2 separate regions of the Homo sapiens genome follow, and region 1 is linked to region 2. Evidence: chromatin loops called from intact Hi-C (ENCODE). Cell type or tissue: thyroid gland. All regions are shown on one strand. Each heading gives the region's core, and the rest is flanking DNA. Links, peaks and the distances in the headings are about the cores only.

The links. Hi-C counts contacts between places; a loop is a spot of excess contacts. Peaks named below come from ENCODE experiments on the same cell type or tissue, not always from the same donor. Only the 100,000 strongest peaks of a DNase experiment are listed, where the experiment ranks them.
Region 1: it touches region 2 in a loop (3-fold over the local background); 10 of 110 quality-filtered maps call a loop at or near these places.

What each region holds. Positions count from the first base shown.
Region 1 is chr20:24,984,699-24,990,078 of GRCh38, forward strand. The region is part of intron 1 of APMAP (adipocyte plasma membrane associated protein); the gene reads right to left. Among named protein-coding and RNA genes, the nearest start is that of APMAP, 5.4 kb to the right of the region's middle. In thyroid gland, for the core only: no CTCF peak of the experiment used is centred there; a DNase peak (open chromatin) is centred at 2,103; H3K27ac peaks cover 3,857 bases.
Region 2 is chr20:24,928,991-24,934,370 of GRCh38, forward strand. LINC02967 (long intergenic non-protein coding RNA 2967) reads left to right here. Exons shown (of 3, transcript XR_001754563.2): 2 at 1,649-1,784; 3 at 2,357-3,995. Among named protein-coding and RNA genes, the nearest start is that of LINC02967, 13 kb to the left of the region's middle. In thyroid gland, for the core only: CTCF peaks have their summits at 1,371 (motif pointing right) and 2,263; DNase peaks (open chromatin) are centred at 1,018 and 1,621; H3K4me3 peaks cover 1,510 bases; H3K27ac peaks cover 3,394 bases.

The DNA of each region.
Region 1 (5,380 bases), core at 169-5,168, 56 kb after region 2:
AAGCTTCCCTGGGAATCCTGGGTGAAGTTTTTGGACAAATGACCAGTAGTGCCTTAAATATCTCTGAACCAATCTTCACATACAGTATCTCTCATCTGGCAAACAAGTGAAAGCATTTGGCCTCTTGCTACTAAATAAACCTCATAGGATCATTACTTGCTTACATGAATTGAACTCAAATTTACTAAATGCTTGGCATTAATATTAACTTAAACAAAATCATGAGTTCCTAAGGTAGAATTTTTTTCTTCCATGAAAAAAAGTGTTGACAAAGAAAAAAGTCAAGACTCACACTTAACAAAACAGACTTGATTTAAGGGGGCAGGGTTTGATTTTTGACAGAAGTGTAGTCTTCTGCCATTTAGACGTGTTAAACTCTGTTCTGGGTATGGTGTAGAAACATAAAGGCCAAGCCCTCTTTCCCAACAACCAGCCAGGGAACTGCAGGCCAGTTTCTCCACTCCAAAACCCACAGTTTCCCCCAGTGTGAAACGGGGTGTTGGGCAGGGTAACTTCCTGAACATGCATGATCCAGTCCTGAACATGCAAGATTTTTCACAAACGAATAAAGCAGAAAAGAAAAGAAATCCCTCTATTTCTACTGGGGTAGGTGGAAATAAAGACAAAGGAAAGACTAAGGGGAAGAAGAGGGAGCAGCTTTCACAAAGTGTCCCTTGCATTTTGGACAGCACCTCTGCAGAGTGGCTGGGTTCTGCCACCAACCTGAGTGGGCAGGAAACAGAGCCTCCCCAGAGCCTCCAGAAACACAGCCCTACTGACACCCTGATCTTAACACAGTGAGACCTGCCCAGGACTTCTGGCCTACAAAACTATTACATAATAAATCTGTGTTGTTCAGGACACTCATTGTGTGGTAATTTGTTAATGGCAGCCATAAAAATTAACAGTTTTCTAAGTAAATTAGTTTCCAGCACCCTGGAAGTGGGGTGTTGCTGTAACAGATATCTAAAAAAATGTGGAAGTAGCTTTGGAATAGAGCTGTGGGTGAAGGAAGGAAGAATTCTGAGGAGCAGCACAGAAAAAGCCTAGATTTCCTTGAACACATTAGTAAAACTACGGATGTTAAAAGACTCTACTTGTGAGGTCTCAGAAGGAAGAGGGGAGCATAGCAGGAAAAAAAACCATTGCCTGGGAGAACACCTAACTGGGCACGAACACTGCTGGCACTGCTGGGGAGGGTGCAGAAGGATGTCACGAGCATGGGATTGGAAACTGGAGCAAAGTGGATCCTGTAACACAGTGGTAGAAAGCTTGGCTGAATCGCGTCCTGCAGTTATGTGAAAAGCAGAGCTTCTAAACACTGAAACTGGACCCAGCTGAGGACATTTCCCAGCACAGTGTTGAAGGCAAGGCCCGGTTTCTCCTGCTGCTTCCTCCTCCAGAGCAGGACAGGCCCGAGGGCAGTGTTAACCACTGCCTTCTTCCTTTGCCATTTCCCTTTGCTGATGAGAATTCTGTGTCTATTTTTCTTCTAATAATCTTCCAAAAATGAATTTTGTCCCTAACTTCCTCCCCTTCACTCATAAGGGGTTCAGAGCTCACCCCGTACACCTGAGGCCAGGTAAAATGCCACATTGCCAGTCCTTACCCCTTTTATTAGGTGGGAAAGGAGGTGGTCCAGACCCTACAAACACAAACAAAATGCCACAGACACACCAGGGAGAGGCCAAGGGAGCCCAGCTCCTGGAAGAGGGCAGGTGAGAATGAAGGGGAAAGTCAGGTCAACCTCTCCCTCCCAGTCCTGTCTCCAAACCCCAGGACCAAATAATCTTCTTCTAATGTGACTGACTTATACCAGTCATGGGTATAAGCACCACAGGCATAAAAATGTCTACAAAGCACAGAACTACGACCTGACATGACGGCAGGCTCATGCAACCTGAGAGGTCTGCAGCAGGGAAAGGAGTAAGGGCCAGGAAAAGAGGAATGGCAAACAGTCCAAATGAGAGTATGCCAAGAAATGTGCTTTACGTGGGCAACCAGATGGAACCAGGTATCTCTCTCCTTCACAAATGAGGGAAGTGGGCAGGGAAAGGCTCAAGTGGCTTTCCCACAGCCAATGCAAGAGCTGGAAAAGCGCAACTGAGAGCCAGATGTGACTCTATGGCTGCGGTCACCATTAGAAGCGCTGCCTGCCAAGAGCAAGAGGAGGGAGTGGAGGATGCCCAGACCTAGAGCCCTCAGAGCGGGAGTTTGAAAGCTCTGTGAAAATTCATGGTGATCTGCCTATTCTAGGCATTTCATATAAGTGGAATCATACAACAAGTGACCTTTCATGACTAGCTTCTTTCATTCAGTGTGTTTTCTAGGCCCATCTAAGTTGCAGTATGTATCTGTACATGGTTCCTTTTACCAGTTGATTATGTATGTATCTACCACAACTTGCTGCCCACTCATCTGGTTTTTTGTTTTTTAAATATAAAGACACGGTCTCAGTATGTCAACCAGGCTGGAGTACAGTGGCATGATCATATCTCACTGTTATCTCAAATTCCTGGGCTCAAGTGATCCTCCTGTCTCAGCCTCCCAAAGTAGCTAGGACTACAGGTGTGCACCACCACACGTGGCTAATTGTTTTACTTTCTGTAGAGAAAACATCTTGCTACATTGTCCAGGCTGGTCTTGAACTTCTGGCCTCAAGCAGTCTTCCCACCTTAGCCTTCCAAAGTGCACCCTGAGATGAGCAGGCATGAGCAACCATGTCTAGCCCCACTCATCTGCTGAACATTTGTGTGGGAGGGGGAAATGGGAGTGATTACTTAATCAGTACAAGGTAAACACCTTGCTTTTATGGGGTGATGAAACAGTTTTGAAAGCAGAGAGAGTTGGTGGTTGCCCAACATTGTGAATACACTAAATATCACTGAACTGTGCACTTTAAAGTGGTTAATTGTATGTTATGCGAATTTCACCTCAACTAAAAAAAAAAGTTGACAGTGACAAGAATGTTCTAAACTTGGATTGCGGTAATTACTGCAAAACTGGCCATTATACTAAAAATCACTGATTTGAACATTTTAAGTAGGTTAATTTTATGGTATGTGAATTACATCTCAATAAAGATGTTAAAAAAAAACAAAAACAAAACAAAGTCAGTGACTCCACCATGCAAACTGCCACTCCAATGGCTAGGACACCCTTCAACCCAAGTGATTTTCTTTAAGTGACCTAAAGTCTTCCAACACAATAGAAATGAAGTACTTGTACAATAAAGCAGGGCTGGTTACAAGTAAATGACAGAAACGCTTCTGACAGTGTGAACCCCAAAGAGAGACAAAGCATATGGAAAGGTGGATGGTGAAGATGTGTGGCTGCCAGCCCTGAGAGCTGCCCTCACTGCACTCTGGTACTGAGTCCAACAGGGACTGCCTGCCTTAAAGGAAGCTGATGCCATCACCCACCCCACTCCCAGGAGAGAAGAGTCCCTCTAGGGAAGGTACATTGTGTTTTCACCTCATGACCTTCATTATAAACAGTAACAATCTTGCCAAAACGCTACTTTTTCCTTGCCTAACATCATTCTACCTAAGGCAGATTTTCCTCATCTGTCTTGACTCCAACATTGTGACCTCTACTTTACCACACTGCAGCTTATATTTTTAAAATCTTGATGTGGTAATCTGATTCAGAGCTGGTGGCACCCCATTTAAATACCTGGTTGCCCCTTCACACAATAGTTAGAGGCTCAATTATGTCCCAAACAAAAAGTCCAGCCAGGACTGAAAGCCACGGGGCTTACAGCCAGAAAGGAGGCCAAAAGTCCATTGACAAAGATTTGTGTCCCAATGCTGCGGGATCTACCATACCAGTAACACTCTCCTAAAGCTGGAGAAGAATTTAGAGGCCACTCAGTCTACTGTTCCCAAAGGCAGCCAACTCCTGGATGGGCTACATCAAGATGACCTGGGCCAGAGATTCTGCTTTGGTAGGTACAGGGTGGGCCTGCGAACTCTTTCATCGGTTGTTCCTCATGTGCAGCTGGACACCACTAACTCTATGCAGCTCCCTTCCCAGTCAGACTTCACCAACACCTCCTCAACCTCACCTGATCAGCATCCAGCCTCCACTGGAAAGTTCTGTGGTCACGTATTAGAAATACTAGCTTAAATTTAAACAAAACTCCTTGAGCTGCACTGTCCAATAGAACTTTCTGCAACGATGGAAATACAATAGCTACTAGCCATGTGTGGTTCCTGAGCACTTGAAATGGAGTTAGCTTGTTATATAAATGAGGTAAGCACAGCTCCTGGACCCCTGCTCTGGGTGCCACACTTATTTTAGCCCAAGGTCCATTAACTTTTCGGCAGGCCCTCATCAGTGTTGCTTCCTGTAAACTCACAGTTAACCACAATTCTTCTGTCTTTTCTCGGTGTCTGCCTCCCTCTTACTCTTTTTTTAACTTAAATAAAGAACACTGTATCGATCCCTATCCATTTTCACTGACAAAGCATTGCAGGTTCCCAACCTGTGCTGACACATCCAGGAACGCTGGCAACTTAGTTCCCAGGCGCAGTTTGAGAAATCAGTTTGTTTGCCCCAATCTCTCGGAAGAGCCTGGAGGGATGCCCATCTCCATGAGGACATCTGCACCCTGAAATTGCCTACACTCTCTGAAGGCAAGAGCACAACCACAGTGATGCAACAGGATTTGACAACTGCTGTTGGCTGGGCCATGATTTACACAATCTTCTGTAGATTCACCAGCCAATTTGGCAGATTTTGAAGGGTATCCTCTAACTCTGCACACAGGACATTAGGGCCTTGGGTCCTGAACTGAAGTCCCAACAAGCAGACTCCAAGAGATCAAAATTCACCTGTGATTGTTGTGGAAAACCTGATAGCCCCAAATCCATGGGGTACCAGCAACCTCATGTGTCAAGGTGATCCCTGGAACCTGAGAAAATCAGATAGCATCAACCCATCTTTTTTAGTGACAGCATCTTGAATTTGTTCATTTTTCACAATCCTTTAAACTGGGGCTCCTAGATTCATCAATTTATCCTTGAAAAAAATTAAGAAATCAAGAAACAAGTTTAAAAAGCCATCTGAAAATACACACCTGGGGCAAAGCTGAGACAAACACTCCAGCTGCCTTACTCCTCATGAATTCGTGAATGCCCAATCTGTTTCTCCATACTTCCTCCCTTACTCTTCAGTCTCCAAGAGGAAAAAGGAAAATGGACCTAGCAGACTTTTAATTAAACTAAAATCCTTCAGAAGTTTATTGAAAAAGGAGAATTATACAGAATTTAATGTATTGAAACATATTAAATCCTCAATGTATTTATTCTGCATCCCTAAACAGTCACATATGGACATTAAACAGTTCTCTTCCTAGATAGAACTGTGTTTCAAACAG
Region 2 (5,380 bases), core at 294-5,293:
AGTACACTTGGACCCAGCTTCCCCGAGGGTTCAAGAACTCCCCCACCATCTTGGGGGAGGAGACCTCCAGAAGTTTCCCACCAGAGACCTAGGCTGCATGTTGCTCCAGTACATTGATGACTTTCTGCTGGGACACCCCACGGCAGTCGGGTGGGCCAAGGGAACAGATGCCCTACTCTGGCACCTGGAGGACTGTGGGTATAAAGTGTCCAAGAAAAAAGCTCAGATCTGCCGACAGCAGGTACGTTACTTGGGATTTACTATCTGACAGGGGGAGCGCAGCCTGGGATCAGAAAGAAAGCAGGTCATTTGCAATCTACCAGAGCCTAAGACCAGAAGGCAGGTGAGAGAATTCTTAGGAGCTGTGGGGTTTTGCAGACTGTGGATCCCAAACTTTGCAGTATTAGCCAAGCCTTTGTATGAGGTCACAAAGTGGGGGGAACAGGAACTTTTTGAATGGGAATCCCGACAACAACAAGCCTTTCATAAGTTAAAGGAAAAACTTATGTCAGCCCCAGCCCTGGGGCTACCCGATCTGACAAAGCCTTTTACATTGTATGTGTCAGAGAGAGAAAAGATGGCAGTTGGAGTTTTAACCCAAACTGTGGGGCCCTGGCCGAGGCCGGTGGCCTACCTCTCTAAACAACTACATGGGGTTTCTAAAGAATGGCCCCCATGTTTGAGGGCCTTGGCAGCAACTGCCCTGCTAGTACAAGAAGCAGATAAGCTGACTCTTGGGCAAAACCTGAACATAAAGGCTCCCCATGCTGTGGTGACATTAATGAATACTAAAGGACATCATTGGCTAACGAATGTTAGACTCACCAAGTACCAAAGTTTGCTCTGTGAAAATCCCTGTATAACCATTAAAGTTTGTAACACCCTGAACCCTGCTACCTTGATCCCAGTATCAGAGAGCCCTGTCAAGCATGACTGTGTAGAAGTGTTGGACTCAGTCTACTCTAGCAGATCTGACCTCTGAGACCGGCCTTGGGCATCAGTAGACTGGGAACTATACGTGGATGGGAGCAGCTTCATCAACCCACAAGGAGAGAGATGTGCAGGGTATGCTATGGTAACCCTGGACACTGTTATTGAAGACAGATCATTGCCCCAGGGCACTTCAGCCTAGAGAGCTGAACTCATTGCTTTAATTTGGGCCCTAGAACTCAGTGAAGGTAAGACTGTAAACATTTACACTGACTCTCGGTATGCCTTTTTAACCCTTCAAGTGCATGGAGCGTTATATAAAGAAAAGGGCCTATTGAACTCTGGGGGAAAGGACATAAAATATCAACAAGAAATTTTGCAATTATTAGAAGCAGCATGGAAACCCCACAAGGTGGCAGTTATGCATTGCAGAGGACACCAGCGAGCTTCCATCTTGGTGGGTTTGGGGAATTCCTGCGCTGACTCAGAGGCTCGAAAAGCAGCATCTGCCCCCTTCCAGGCATCAGTCACAGACCCCCTGCTCCCTCAAGCACTTGATCTTGTAGCTACTTATTCGGGAGAATAGCTCTGCCACAGCTGCTAGGAGCCGCAATTGTACTGGTTTTGCATGAAACCACCCATCTAGGTCAGGAGTCACTTGAAAAGTTGTTAGGCCGGTATTTCTACATCTCATATTTGTCAACCCTTGCCAAAACAGTGACGCAGCAGTGTGTTACCTGCCGACAGCATAATGTGAGGCAAGGTCTAGCTGTTCCCCCCCGGCATACAAGCTTATAGAGCAGCCTCCTTTGAAGATCTCCAGGTGGACTTCACAGAGATGCCAAAGTGTGGAGGTAACAAGTATTTACTAGTTCTTTTGTGTACCTACTGTGGGTGGGTGGAGGCTTATCCAACACTAACTGAGAAAGCTCGTGAAGTAACCTGTGTGCTTCTTCGAGATCTTATTCCTAGATTTGGACTGCCCTTACGGATCAGCTCAGATAATGGGCTAACGTTTGTGGCTGACTTGGTACAGAAGATAGCAAAGGTATTGGGGATCATTTGGAAACTGCATGCCGCCTACCGGCCTCAGAGTTCCAGAAAGGCAGAGCAGATGAATCAGACTATCAAAAATAGTTTAGGGAAAGTATGTCAGGAAACAGGATTAAAATGGATACATGCTCTCTATAGTATTATTTAAAATTAGATGTACCCCTTCTAAAAGAACAGGATATTCCCCTTAGGAAATATTATATCATGGGACCCTTCCCATATTGCAGGGACTTCCAGGCACTTCCTGAGAGTTAGGTGAAATTGAGTTACAGCGACAGCTACAGGCTTTAGGAAAAATTACACAAACAATCTCAGCCTGGGTAAATGAGAGACCCTGTTAGCTTATTCTCCCCAGTTCACCTTTTCTCCCCAGGTGTTCGAGTGTGGATCAAGGACTGGAACGTAGCCTCTTTGTGCCCATGGTGGAAAGGACCCCAGACTGTCGTCCTGATCACTCCCACTGCTGTGAACGTAGAGAGAATCCTAGCCTGGATCCATCACAACCGTGTAAAACCTGCAGCGCCTGAATCCTGGGAGGCAAGACCAAGTCTGGACAACCCCTGCAGAGTGACCCTGAAGAAGATGACAAGCCCTGCTCCAGTCACACCCAGAAGCTGACTGGTCCACGCACAGCCGAAGCATGAGGAAGCTCATTGTGGGCTTCATTTTTCTTAAATTTTGGACTTACAGTAAGGGCTTCAACTGTTCTTACTCAAACTGGGGACTATTCCCAGTGTATTCATCAGGTCAGTGAGGTAGGACAGCAAATGAAAACAATCTTTCTGTTCTATAGTTATTATCAATGTATGGGAACGTTAAAAGAGACTTGTTTGTATAATGCCACTCAGTACAAGGTATGTAGCCCAGGAAATGACTGACCTGATGTGTGTTATAACCCATCTGAGCCCCCTACAACCACCAGTTTTGAAATAAGATTAAGAACTGGCCTTTTCCTAGGTGATACAAGTGAAATAATAACTAGAACAGAAGAAAAAGGAATCCCCAAACAAGTAACTTTAAGATTTGACGCTTGTGCAGCCATTAATAGTAACAAGCTAGGAACAGGATGTGGTTCTCTTAACTGGGAAAGGAGCTACAGAGTAGAAAATAAATATGTTTGTCATGAGTCAGGGGTTTGTGAAAATTGTGCCTTTTGGCCATGTGTTATTTAGGCTACTTGGAAAAAGAACAAAAAGGACTTGGTTCATCTTCAGAAAGGGGAAGCCAACCCCTCCTGTGCTGCCAGTCACTGTAACCCACTAGAACTAATAATTACCAATCCCCTAGATCCCCATTGGAAAAAGGGAGAATGTGTAACCCTGGGGATCAAAGGGACAGGGTTAAACCCCCAAGTTGCCATTTTAGTTCAAGGGGAGGTCCACAAGCACTCTCCCAAACCAGTGTTTCAAACCTTTTATGAGGAGTTAAATCTGCCAGCACCAGAACTTCTGAAAAAGATAAAAAATTTGTTTCTCCAATTAGCAGAAAATGTAGCTCATTCCCTTAATGTTACTTCTTGTTATATATGCGGGGGAACCACTATCAGAGACCGATGGCCTTGGGAAGCCTGAGAGTTGGTGCCCACTGATCCAGCTCCTGATATAATGGGGGCTTGTCCAGGATCTCATCAGGACTGGATGGCTCTCGCTGGACTATACTGGATATGTGGGCAGAGAGCCTACATTCAGTTACCTAATGAATGGGCAGACAGTTGTGTTATTGGCACTATTAAGCCATCCTTTTTCTTATTACCGATAAAAACTACTGGTACTATCTGTAAATTCCAGACATTGTATGAGAAAGCACTGTAAAACTTTTTGTTCTGTTAGCTGATATATGTAGCCTCCAGTCACATTCCTCATGCTTACTTGATCTATCATGACCCTTTCACGTGGACCCCTTAGAGTTGTAAGCCCTTAAAAGGGCTAGGAATTTCTTTTTGGGGGAGCTTGGCTCTTAAGACATGAGTCTGCCAATGCTACCGGCCAAATAAAAACCTCTTCCTTCTTTAATCCAGTGTCTCAAGAGTTTTGTCTGCAGCTCATCCTGCTACATTCTCTTCATCAATAAGGATGTATGGTAGTGTAGATGTTCATTGGCTTGATTTAGCCATTCCACAGTGCAGACAGACATACTTGCAAAACTTCATGCTATACACCATATGTGTTCAATATGTATTTGTCAATTAAAATAAATTTTGTTAAAGAGAAAAGGGAAGAAAGTCATACAGTGTTAAGGAGGTGCCTGGTGCCTCGTAGTACTATAAACACCTTCCTCTCATCATTATTATTTCTAGCATTGTAATTAATGATATTATGTTACCCTGTGGCCCCCTGGTGCCCTTGGTGGAGGCTGTAGTTTTGGAGGCCACAAGTCAACTCAGGTCCCTGCCCTTCTCACAGGGTGGCACGGCAGGGCCACTGGGACAGGACAGCCCCACCATGAGCACTGCATGATTCCATCAACCCACACCCACATGGCACAAATGCCTCCCTGCAGGAGCCCGGCCCTCCCAGCCTCTCCTGGGAGCCCAGTCCCAGCACTCTGGGTCAACCACGACCTCCCTCCCAGTGGGGGCTCTGATGGCCACACCCTGCTGTCCCTGCAGCCCTGCAGCTGGGTGTGGTGAGGACTGCATGCTGAGGTCCATGCTGATGTCAGCACCAGCTGCAAGGACAGAGGGTCCCCTTCCCAGAACTGAGCACACTTGCTTCAGATGACCGCTCGCAAGGACCCCAACTCACAACCCACCAAGCCGTGTTCTGGCCCCCACACTCATCCTTGCCTCTGCAGAAACAACAGACACTCAGGGAGTCACAGGTCAGACCTGCAGGCCTTCCCTTCAGAAAAGGGGTAGCCTCCAGCGGTGCCCTAGGCTTGCAGTTCCAGAATGTTCTCAAGTCACCAGATGGATGCATTTGCAAGCAGACAGCTATGCAGATGGTCAGACCATGGCCTGAGCTGTCAGAAAGGGCAGGGAGTAAATGAGCCTCACTGCCCTGAACCTCAGTTTTCTCATGTGTAAAGTGGGGACACTCACATGCACCTGAAAGGGTCATGATGAAATGAATGGAACCAATGTGAGAACGCACACAGGAGGCCATCAGTACATGTCAACTACTCTGAGGATCTCCATCCACTCAGCCACCTCCACGTTTGCTGCCTCCAGCTGCAGCTCTTGGGGTGGCTCTGGGTGTCAGTATAGGTGAGTCGACCCTGGGAACGCAGGTGCAGGGCCACACAGCCGGCTGCTTTGACATGTCTTTCAGGAAACATGGCTTTTCACAATCAAGACTATAACAGCTGCTGCTTTTTGAGTGCTGTGTGGGGACTGCTCTAAGTGCCCCAGGGCACTGTCTCATTTACCCTCACAGGGCTTCCAGCATTGGCCATTTCA